Linked DNA regions of Homo sapiens: all the other regions are linked to region 3. Evidence: chromatin contacts called from ENCODE Hi-C or POLR2A ChIA-PET data. All regions are on one chromosome and are shown on one strand. Each heading gives the region's core, a stretch centred on a gene start or an enhancer-like site at or near the end of the contact. The rest is flanking DNA. Distances are from core to core; before and after follow the strand shown.

Region 1 (3,180 bases), core at 171-2,670, 360 kb before region 3:
ACTTCCCAAATAAGAAAATAGGTTTGGAGAGGGTCAGTGCCTTGCTGATAGGGGGCAGAGCTGGGACTCGAACTTGGCCTGCCTGGCTTTGAGGCCAGTCTACCACTGCTTAGAAAGCACGGTGGACTGTATCACAAACACGGAGGCTCCACACTGAAGAAGCTGGAGAGGCAGGTGAGGAGGGCCGGGGGCAGGAAGGGGAGGAAACAGCTTCGAGGATGTTCCAAAGAGATTTGCCTCTGCTCAGTGCTACATCTGCTCTGCAGCCAACGCAGAGAACAGGTGCTCAAAGGGGCAGTGGCTCAGCTCCTGGGACATTTGCTCAGCTCCTGAGATGTTGCTCTGACACCCCCTGCTGTTGGGGTCAACCCACATGAATGCAGCCACTATTCAGGGGTGGGATCTTGGGAGAGTTGACGTCACTCCTGTCCTCTCCCACACTGCAGGAGGCAAGCCTGGTCCTGGCCCGGGCCCATCTCACAGGGGCTTGACTGTTCCTTCCCAGCTCAGTTCTTCCAGCAGCCTCCCACCCAGCCCCTCCGCCACCTGTGACCATGCCCTAGGGCTGGGCTTGGAGGGTGGCCACCTCCTCCTGAAGATGTGTCAGCGCCTCCTTTAACATTCTAGGCAGATCCTGACCAGACTCTGCGGCACCCAGCCAAATCTCCTAAATCCAGACTGTTTATTCCAGAGATCAGGGTGTGTGTCTTCCACATCTTCCTCCACCCTTGACTTCCTTTGCAGGGTTTCGTGGCTGGAGCCAAGGCCTGGAAGCCTGTGTGTTTGTCATAAATGTTCGAAATCCCTTCACTGGGCAGGGTAAGAACAGAAGGAAGGCTTTTTCCAGGATGACTGGACAGTAAAAGCCACCTGGCCCTGAAGAATTCCCCACAGTGTAATGGAGAATGGAGCAAAGCTTTCCCCAAATCCTATTTTCCAATGGGACCTGCATATGGTAATTAATATATGACAAAGACATAAATGGCTGATCTTTATTGACATTTGAGGACATAACATGTGTCAGAGAGTCTGAAATACTTTCTAGGCATTCTTTTAATCCTCACAAAAACTTTAAGAAGGAGGTATGTTTAGACCCTTTTAACTAAAGAAAAAACTGAGGCTCAGAGAGGTTAAATAGCTTGCCCAAGGTCACACAGCTAGGGAACGGCAGAGCCAGGATTTAGACCTAGGTAATTGGATTCCAGAGCCTGCAGGCTTAATCACTTACAAAAATAACAGCCTAGAGCACCTGAGGCCCCCAGGTGCCTCCTGAAGGAGCGAGATGCCCTGGGGAAAACTCTCCCGCAAGGACAGCAGTTGCTGGGCCTCAGCTCAGAAGGTGGAAGAGGTCCTCGCCGCACCTCCTTACTCATGCACATGCACACAGGGGCATGGGGTGCGGCGAAGGGCAGCCCGCCCCCCCAACAACTGGAGGTCCAGCCTCACCCTCTTTGCAGTCATGCCCATTCTCGTGGAGCCAGTAGCCGTTTCTGCACCTGCACAGGTAGCTCCCGAAGGTGTTGACGCACTCATGCTGACACCCGCCGTTGTCCTTGGCACACTCGTCCTTATCTGGGGAGATCAATGAACTCTTCTAAGAGGAACCGCCAACTTGCAAATGTCCCTCAGGGCTCAGAATCCCACTTAAAAGTGGCCTCCTCTGGGAAGCCTCTCTGATTGCTCCCCTTCCCCCTCTGATTGTTCCCTCACTGGAGGAGTGAAGTGGGAAGCATCTTCACCTCAGGTTTCTTGGGTATGTACTTGGCCCTGGTATGTGTTGAATTCTCCAAGTACTTTATGTATGTTCTCTGCCCCTGCTCCCTGCTCAAAACAAGGAGCTCCCTAAAGGACAGGCTTGTATTAATCACAATAGTAACAATAATAACAGTAATTCCCACTTACTGAGTGTTTACTATGCAACAGGCACTGCCCCAAACACTGTATGCATTATCTAAGTTAATTCTCATCCAACCTTAGCAGGGAGCTGTCTATCTGTCAGTCTTTACAAGTAAGGAAACTGGCCAGGCATGGTGGCTCATGCCTGTAATCCCAGCACTTTGGGAGGCCGAGGTGGGTGGATCACCTGAGGTTGGGAGTTCGAGACCAGCCTGGCCAAAATGGAGAAACCCTGCCTCTACTAAAAATACAAAAATTAGCCAGGCGTGGTGGTGCATGCCTGTAATCCCAGCTACGCGGGAGGCTGAGGCAGGAGAATTGCTTGAACCTGGGAGGCAGAGGTTGCAGTGAGCAGAGATCGCGCCAGTGCACTCCAGCCTGGGCAACAAGAGTGAAACTCCATCTCAAAAACAAAACAAAACAAAAACAAGTAAGGAAACTGACGCTGAGAATGGCTAATGTGATCAAGGTCACTCAGTGAGCAAGCATCCTCTGTGGCCTGGGCTCAAGTGCCGCGACTCCACCCCGCCCTCTGCACGTGGAGCAGCTGAGTGTTGGGGACACACAGCAGAGGGCCAGCCCTACCGCACCACTTCCAGCCCTTGTGGCCATGGGCAGTTCCTGCCCTCTGTGCCTCAGTTGCCTCACTTGTAAAATGGAGACAGTAATGGTATCCTCATTTCACAGGTTGTTGGGAGGGGTAAATTAATTAGAGCAGCATCCAGCCCACAGTGTTAGCTGTATAATTATTATGTGAGAACTCAAGTGCTGGCCCTTGTTAAACTTGTGGTCCTTGTATGCAGCCCTATCCTAAGCCAACTTGTTCCTGCATTTACCAAAGATCAGCCTCCCTCCCCTGCTTCCCTGCCATCACCAGAATGACTTTAGGGGTCAGCCCTGTCTTCCTCCCCTCTCTATATGCTCTTGTTCACCATTGTTAATGTCTCCTTGAACAATGTATTTCACCTGCTTATGTTATCAGGACAACTAAGAGCCCTTGTAAGAAAGACCCTTTGCTTTGGGAGGCCAAGGCAGGCGGATCACGAGATCAGGAGATTGAGACCATCCTGGCTAACACGGTGAAACCCTGTCTCTACTAAAAATACAAAAAATAATAATAATAATAATTAGCCGGGCGTGGTGGCGGGCGCCTGTAGTCCCAGCTACTCGGGAGGCTGAGGCAGGAGAATGGCATGAACCCAGGAGGCGGAGCTTGCAGTGAGCGGAGATTGCACCACTGCACTCCAGCCTGGGCGACAGAGCGAGACTCTATCTCAAAAAAAA
Region 2 (3,200 bases), core at 625-3,124, 450 kb before region 3:
AACACTATGGCTAGGACCATTTTTTTTCACTCTGTGTGAGTCGTAGCTAATTTATTCCTTAAAGGTGGCCAGCTGGCTCTGGCTCAGTGTGCTGCTGGATCTAGCTCATATCAACTATTCAGAGAAAATTGTTAAATTTTCAGAAAGTTTGTGAATCTATTGTTAACACAGCCATTATTTGAAAAAAATAAATTATATAAGATTATAATTCAATAAATTATATTTTTAAAATGTTATAAATACTCAAAATTCATGTCTTCCTATTTTACATTTTATATTTTCTATGCTCTTGAGGTGAGTTTCATCTATTGTACTTACGTCTACAATGGAAATACTATGATGGTCAGCAACATTATGTTAGAGCTTGAAATCAGCATGACGGAAGTGTTTCCACCACACGAATTGGCAAATGCTACAAATCAGAGTTGTTTTTCGAGAGCCAGTTGTTAAATATTCACCACCACCATTCCAGCTGCCCCGGACTCACAGCCCCTCAGGTTCAAGTACAGCAGGATAAAGATGGCACCCTCAAAAGTAATGAGATTCACCCTGATTGGATATTTTGTCTGTCTTTCCATCTCTGAGCCAAACACCAAAGCCAGAGGGAAAGTAATACCCTATCCTCCATCCTAGAGCTAGGTTAGTACACACCCAAGCCTATATATATAGGGTGATCACTCCATGACTATCAGGAGATGTCACTGGAAGAAGGGAAAAATGGCTGCTGGGGAAACGTCAAAGTATATCCACCATAGTTGTCAAGCAGTAGCTTACACATGGTCTCAAGGGCTCCTTCTTTCATTCCTCATTGATAAGAGGCATGTGGTTCTGGACCAATGAAGCTCTGGTAAATGGGGTGAGATGGGCAGGTTCTGGTGCAGATCTCTTCCCCATAACCCCCAACCTCTCTTTTTGGTGGGATGATGTCCCCGCTGTCTTCTCCCTCAGGCCTGTTTTTTTTTAATGCTCACAGCTTGGCTCCAACTTAGATGAATGGAGCATGCATTTATAGGTTGTGTAGGTTCCTGAGATTTTTTAAAAAATGAATTTATTTCTTCCTTTTGAGGGGTTCCTAGTCAAATGGAGGAGACATATACAAATAAATAATAACCAAATGATGTAAAGTGTGCTTTCACAGACATATGGAAAAGCTGCACTGGGGAAGTTCAGAAAATTAGGGACAGACTCCCAGAGAAGAGGACATACGTGAGCTGGACCTTTACATCCAAATAGGTTTCCTGTGTGGCTAGAGGAGCACAGAGAAGATGTTCCATTCCAAAGGAACACAGAGAGCTAAGGTACCACAAGGTCACCTGGGTTCCTTTACTCCACCCTTTTTCCAACACCCTAGACACCCTAGAAAGATTTCCCTTCCTCTCTCACTCTCTTTACCATTCTGAGCCAAAATAGAACCCAAACATGGGAGCGACACAAAAGCACTGCTGAATGCAGACTGGTGTGGAGGATGAAGAACATGCCCAGGCTTTAAACTGAACACGCAAAGAGCCTGGGCCATTGGAAGGACCCACAGGCACCTTGGAAATCCCCAGCTGCCTCCACCACAACATCAGGTGAAATCCATTCCTCTTCCAGTATAAGCATTCAAGGCCAACCATTCCTTGCTTTGTTAGCTTTTCTTTTTGGCTCAATTACTGTATCAGCACAGAATCATTTTCTATTTTCATCTCCAGGGCAGACGTTTCTCCAACAGTCTTTTGAGCCTGGGGACCAAAACACCATTTATAGCTTTGCTTCTATGGGAAAAAGTGCTTTTAAGTACCAAACAACTGACTTACAAATAAATGATTAAACTCAACTGCCCTTAAGCAATGAGCTTCCTGTAATGTTTTGCACAGTTCAGTGCCAAAGGCTAATGTGTGTGTGTATGTATGTGTGTGTGTTTTAACATTTCTAAATATGGGCGCCAGGTGTTGCATTTTCAGACTGACCGAGTGTAACTTTTTTCTTCTTAAAGCAACAGAGTCGTTTTTTTTTAGTGAACATGTATCTGTTTAAAAGAAAAGGTGAAAGAAATGGCAGGGGCCACAAAAGAAAAGCAACACTGAAACTTTAGTGGAGAAAGATATATTTGCACCATATAAGAAAAGAGGTTAACTTATTTTTAAAACTTTATTATTACAGATTAAGGCAAGCCTGCAACCATAGGGAAAGTTCAAAGATCAAAACCTCCTGCACAGCTTGGTTTTACTTTGAGTCCAGCGACCCAAAGAGATCTCCACGATGAGGTTTCTAGTCTCTTTCAAAGCAAGCCCAGATGAACAAAAATTTTAAAAGCATGCTGTGAAGATAGTACATAAACTGTGTCCCCGATAAATCAGTATCAGGGTGACCCCATCAGAAGGAGTGACCATGCAAATTGCTTTTTTGCATCAAAAGAAGACGACAGGGCTTAGTGCTTGATTCATTTCAATCTCCCACTCCTTGATTCCTCTCTGTTTCTTTTCTATACCCTTGACTGATCTTCTGTTCTCAGTCTTTTCGTTTCTCTCTCACTTCCTCTAACAGCAGGATATGATATAGTGAGAATTAATACTCCCAAACAAAAAAAATTAACTATAGTTTTTTTTATCCTTTCAAAACAAAACCATTTCTTTACTGCTGTTCTTTCAAGATTCATGATGTTTGTGTATACTGGCATGATGAAGCATTTTTCCCTGTATGCATTGGTATATGATTTTTCTATATCCCTGAATGGTAGGTATTTTAATAATACTGATAACTATCAAATTTTTTAAAACTTGCTTGTGGCCAGGCATGGTGGCTCACGCCTGTAATCCCAGCACTTTGGGAGGCCGAGGTGGGTGGATCACCTGAGGTTGGGAGTTCGAGACCAGCCTGGCCAACATGATGAAACCACATCTTTACTAAAAATACAAAAAATAAGCCGGGCCTGGTGGCAGGCGCCTGTAATCCCAGCTACTCGGGAGGCTGAGGCAGGAGAATCACTTGAACCCAGGAGGCAGAGGTTGCAGTGAGCCGAGATCAGGCCACTGCACTCCACAGCGAAACTTCATCTCTAAATAAATTAATTAATTAAATTAAATTAAAACATAAAAACTTGCTTGTGTTTTTGAACAAAGTCCAATATTTCATGGAGAGCAGGACTGGCTATGTATGTTGTGAGATCCAGTGCAAAATGAAGATGTGAGTCCCCTTCTTCAAATTGTGAGACAAGGTGA
Region 3 (3,231 bases), core at 82-2,581:
GAGGGAAGGGAAAGGAAGGGAAGGGAAGGAGGGAGGGAGGAAGGAAGGAAGAAAGAAAGAGAGAAAGAAAGAAAGAAATTATGTTTTTGAGACGGAGTCTCACTCTTGTTGCCCAGGCTGGAGTGCAATGGCGCGATCTTGGCTCACTGCAGCCTCCGCCTCCCGGGTTCAAGCGATTCTCCTGCCTCAGCCTCCCCAGTAGCTGGTATTACAGGCATGTGCCACCACACCCGGCTAATTTTTGTACTTTTAGTAGAGATGGGGTTTCGCCATGTTGGCCAGGCTGGTCTTGAACTCCTGACCTCAGGTGATCTGCCTGCCTCGGCCTCCCAAAGTGTTGGGATTACAGGCGTGAGCCACCACACCCAGCCAAAATAATATTTTTAAAATTAAGATAATTCTATCTACAAATGCAGAAAAGACTCCTGTTTTAGCTGTAGACTGCCTTGGTCCAGGGTACCGCAAAGCCTAGTTTAAGAGTCACTGCCAGGTCACACGTCATAGGTCCGTCACACACACTCAGCAGCCCTTCCACCGAGGCAGCCCTGACCTTCTGTTGAGCCTTGCCCCTTGGGCCGTCCTAGGCCTCCAAGAGCTGGCCATATGGGTAGGCCCAGATTCTCATGGGGGTCCTCCTACGCATGGTAAGTGGGAAAGAAATCAGCTTTCTCTCCTGGGCAGCTCATGGACTTTGCTGGGGGATGAGGGCTCCTCTGTGAACTGTGAGGGAGCTGTTGCCTCCTGAACCCTTCCCTGGAGGGTCTCCTTCCTCTGGGACTCTCTCGCCTCTGTGTCCCTTCACTAGCAATTGGTCTTGGGTCCTGACAACAGGGATCAGGGCTTGGGGCTATAGATTTTGTGTGTACATGATGTCTTCCTCATCTGGCATTTTCTACCTTCCAATGTCCTTAAAGTCCACATATGACTTGCCTAATCCAAAGCTCCTTTTCTATTTAGAATTTCTGCAAGCCTTTCCCACCCCTTCTTCTGTAACCTCCATTAGCTTAGGCACACTTCCCTTTCCCAGGTTGGCCAGCCCTCTGGCAGAAGTCCCTCAACCATCAGCCAATCCGAGTCTGGCAAGGCTCATGATTTAAAATAAATATATACATAGACATAGATGATGTAGATATAGCCACAGGTCCTTCTATTAGTGCTTGTTTTTCATCATTCTAAGGAATCCTCAACCACATAGACAGTTGACTAGAAGACCTCACACATGTGCATTGAAATTTCCTCCTGGATATGTCACCTCCCTCAAATTGTTCAAGCTCCCAAGAAGCTGTACAGGAAAGGGTCCCGGGTTTCAGGGTTGGAGAACTCAGCAGGGCGTCCCACGGATGTTTCGACACTTCCCGTTCCCCTTCTGGGCCCTGCGCCTGCCCTGAGCTGCAAAGTCGCCCAGAACAGCCACCTCTCCCTGCCTCACTGACTGCAGCTCTGCCCAGCAACATCTCCTTCCTGACTCATGAGGCAGCTCACTCCCTAAAAACCTCCCCTAAACCCCCTCCGTGTCCCTGCAGGGTCCTTCTTCCCCCATTTCCCCTGTCCACACACACTTCTCTCACTTGTCCCCACATTCTATTTATTTTTCAGTTTATTGTGGTTACTGATTTACCTTTTTTTTAATTTTAATTTTATTTATTTATTTTTGAGACAGAGTCTCGCTCTGTCACCCAGGCTGGAGCGCAGTGGTGCGATCTCAGCTCACTGCAACCTCTGCCACCTGGGTTCAAGCAATTCTCCTGCCTCAGCCTCTTGAGTAGCTGAGACTACAGGCGCCCACGACGACACCCAGCTAATTTTTGTATTTTTAGTAGAGACAGAATTTCATCATGTTGGCCAGGCTGGTCTCAAACTCCTGACCTCAGGTGATCCACCCACCTCAGCCTCTCAAAGTGTTGGGATTACAGGCGTGAGCTACAACGCCTGATTCCCTTATTTTTTTTCTTTAGAGAAATAAGGTATTGCTCTCTCGCCCAGGCTGTAGTACAGTGATGCAATCACAGCTCACTGCCACCTCAAAATCTTGGGCTCAAGCCATCTTCCTGCCTCAGCCTCCCGAGTAGCCGGGACTACAGACACATACCAACATGCCAAGCTAACTCAGTTCATTTTTGGTAGAGACCGGGTCTGGCTATATTGCCCAGGCTGGTCTTGAACTCCTGGCCTCAAGCAATCCTCCCACCTCAGCCTCTCAAAATGCTGGGATTACAGGCAGAATGCACCATGTCTGGCCTTGTTTTACTTTTTAATGTAAAACTAATATATATTTATCATGAAAGAGGAGGGACTGGGCACGGTGGCTCATGCCTGTAATACCAGCACTTTGGGAGGCTGAGGCGGGCAGATCACAAGGTCAGGAGTTCAAGGCCAGCCTGGACAATATGATGAAACCCTGTCTCTACTAAAAATACAAAAAGTATCTGGGCATGGTGGCGCGCACCTGTAGTCCCAGCTACTCCAGAGGCTGAGGTGGGCGAATTGCTTGAACCCAGAAGGCAGAGGTTGCAGTGAGCCGAGATCACGCCACTGCACTCTAGCCTGGGCGACAGAGCAAGACTCCATCTCAAAAAAGAAAGGGGAGGGGAGGGGGAGAGAGAGAGAGAGAGGAAAGGGAGGGGAGGGGAGGGGAGGTAAAGCAAGCCCTAGATGAGGAATTAACTAGTTCTGGATATGGACTGTGTTGGTGGGACCAACTTAAAGACAGAAGAAAAAGAATAGAAAAACCCGCTCCATCTCCTTTAGTGTTCCCTGCCTCCCCAGAAAAATATACTTTCTTAAAGGTGCAAATGAAAATTGTGAACCCAATGCTGGCTATGATCTTTTTGAGGTCCACTGAGCAACGCAATATTCTCCTTGGGTTAAATTTGTGTTACATTTATCTGAATCGATTGAAATTCAAGAAACTATAGGCAAAAAAGTATTTAATACTCAGTGCAGAAAAATTAAAACAGCAAAGTCAAAAGGCAAAAATAAAAATAAAAATAAGCCGCAGTCTCCTCAGTGAGCAGCAGCACCGTAACAAGACAATGCATTCAGGCTTTCCTGATGCTTCTATATAAACAGGTCGACAGTCTCTCATCTGTAATTCCCCCAGGCAAAAATCCCTGGAACCACAAGGTTGTTTTGTTTTTGTGTTTGTTTTCCAAGTTTGTAGTGAATTTATTTGGCTGCACCACCTGATCCAAACTGATGTGGTGCTATTTATATTCTTCAGTTATCTCACTT

What was found. A loop is a pair of places that touch in the nucleus more often than their neighbours do. ChIA-PET counts read pairs that join two places held with the same protein, here RNA polymerase II (POLR2A). Pooled maps may share reads with other maps.
Region 1: a loop to region 3 is called in a map of heart right ventricle, with 3 times the contacts of the local background. The contact joins two enhancer-like sites. A Hi-C loop is called at or near these places in 8 of 168 maps with a recorded cell type or tissue (K562, Right ventricle myocardium inferior, heart left ventricle and 3 more), 8 of 37 single-sample maps with no recorded cell type and 21 of 50 pooled maps. POLR2A ChIA-PET finds 5 or more read pairs at or near these places in 1 of 52 experiments (K562).
Region 2: a loop to region 3 is called in a map of B cell, with 4 times the contacts of the local background. The contact joins two enhancer-like sites. A Hi-C loop is called at or near these places in 1 of 168 maps with a recorded cell type or tissue (B cell) and 3 of 50 pooled maps. POLR2A ChIA-PET finds 5 or more read pairs at or near these places in 1 of 52 experiments (naive thymus-derived CD4-positive, alpha-beta T cell).

Annotation. Positions count from the first base shown.
Region 1 is chr10:96,377,521-96,380,700 of GRCh38, forward strand. It overlaps TLL2 (tolloid like 2), which reads right to left. Exons shown (of 21, transcript NM_012465.4): 17 at 1,447-1,572. Among named protein-coding and RNA genes, the nearest start is that of OPALIN, 20 kb to the left of the region's middle. RefSeq lists an enhancer at 1,426-1,935. Within about 2 kb of position 1,421, at least 3 of the 41 ENCODE cell types and tissues checked have a DNase peak (open chromatin) inside an H3K27ac peak, as active enhancers do; they include heart right ventricle, where a contact is called at or near this core.
Region 2 is chr10:96,286,042-96,289,241 of GRCh38, forward strand. No RefSeq gene overlaps it. Among named protein-coding and RNA genes, the nearest start is that of BLNK, 16 kb to the left of the region's middle. RefSeq lists enhancers at 1,436-1,655, 2,166-2,335. Within about 2 kb of position 1,875, at least 10 of the 41 ENCODE cell types and tissues checked have a DNase peak (open chromatin) inside an H3K27ac peak, as active enhancers do; they include B cell, where a contact is called at or near this core.
Region 3 is chr10:96,739,745-96,742,975 of GRCh38, forward strand. No RefSeq gene overlaps it. Among named protein-coding and RNA genes, the nearest start is that of PIK3AP1, 21 kb to the left of the region's middle. RefSeq lists an enhancer at 1,454-1,523. Within about 2 kb of position 1,332, at least 10 of the 41 ENCODE cell types and tissues checked have a DNase peak (open chromatin) inside an H3K27ac peak, as active enhancers do; they include B cell and heart right ventricle, where a contact is called at or near this core.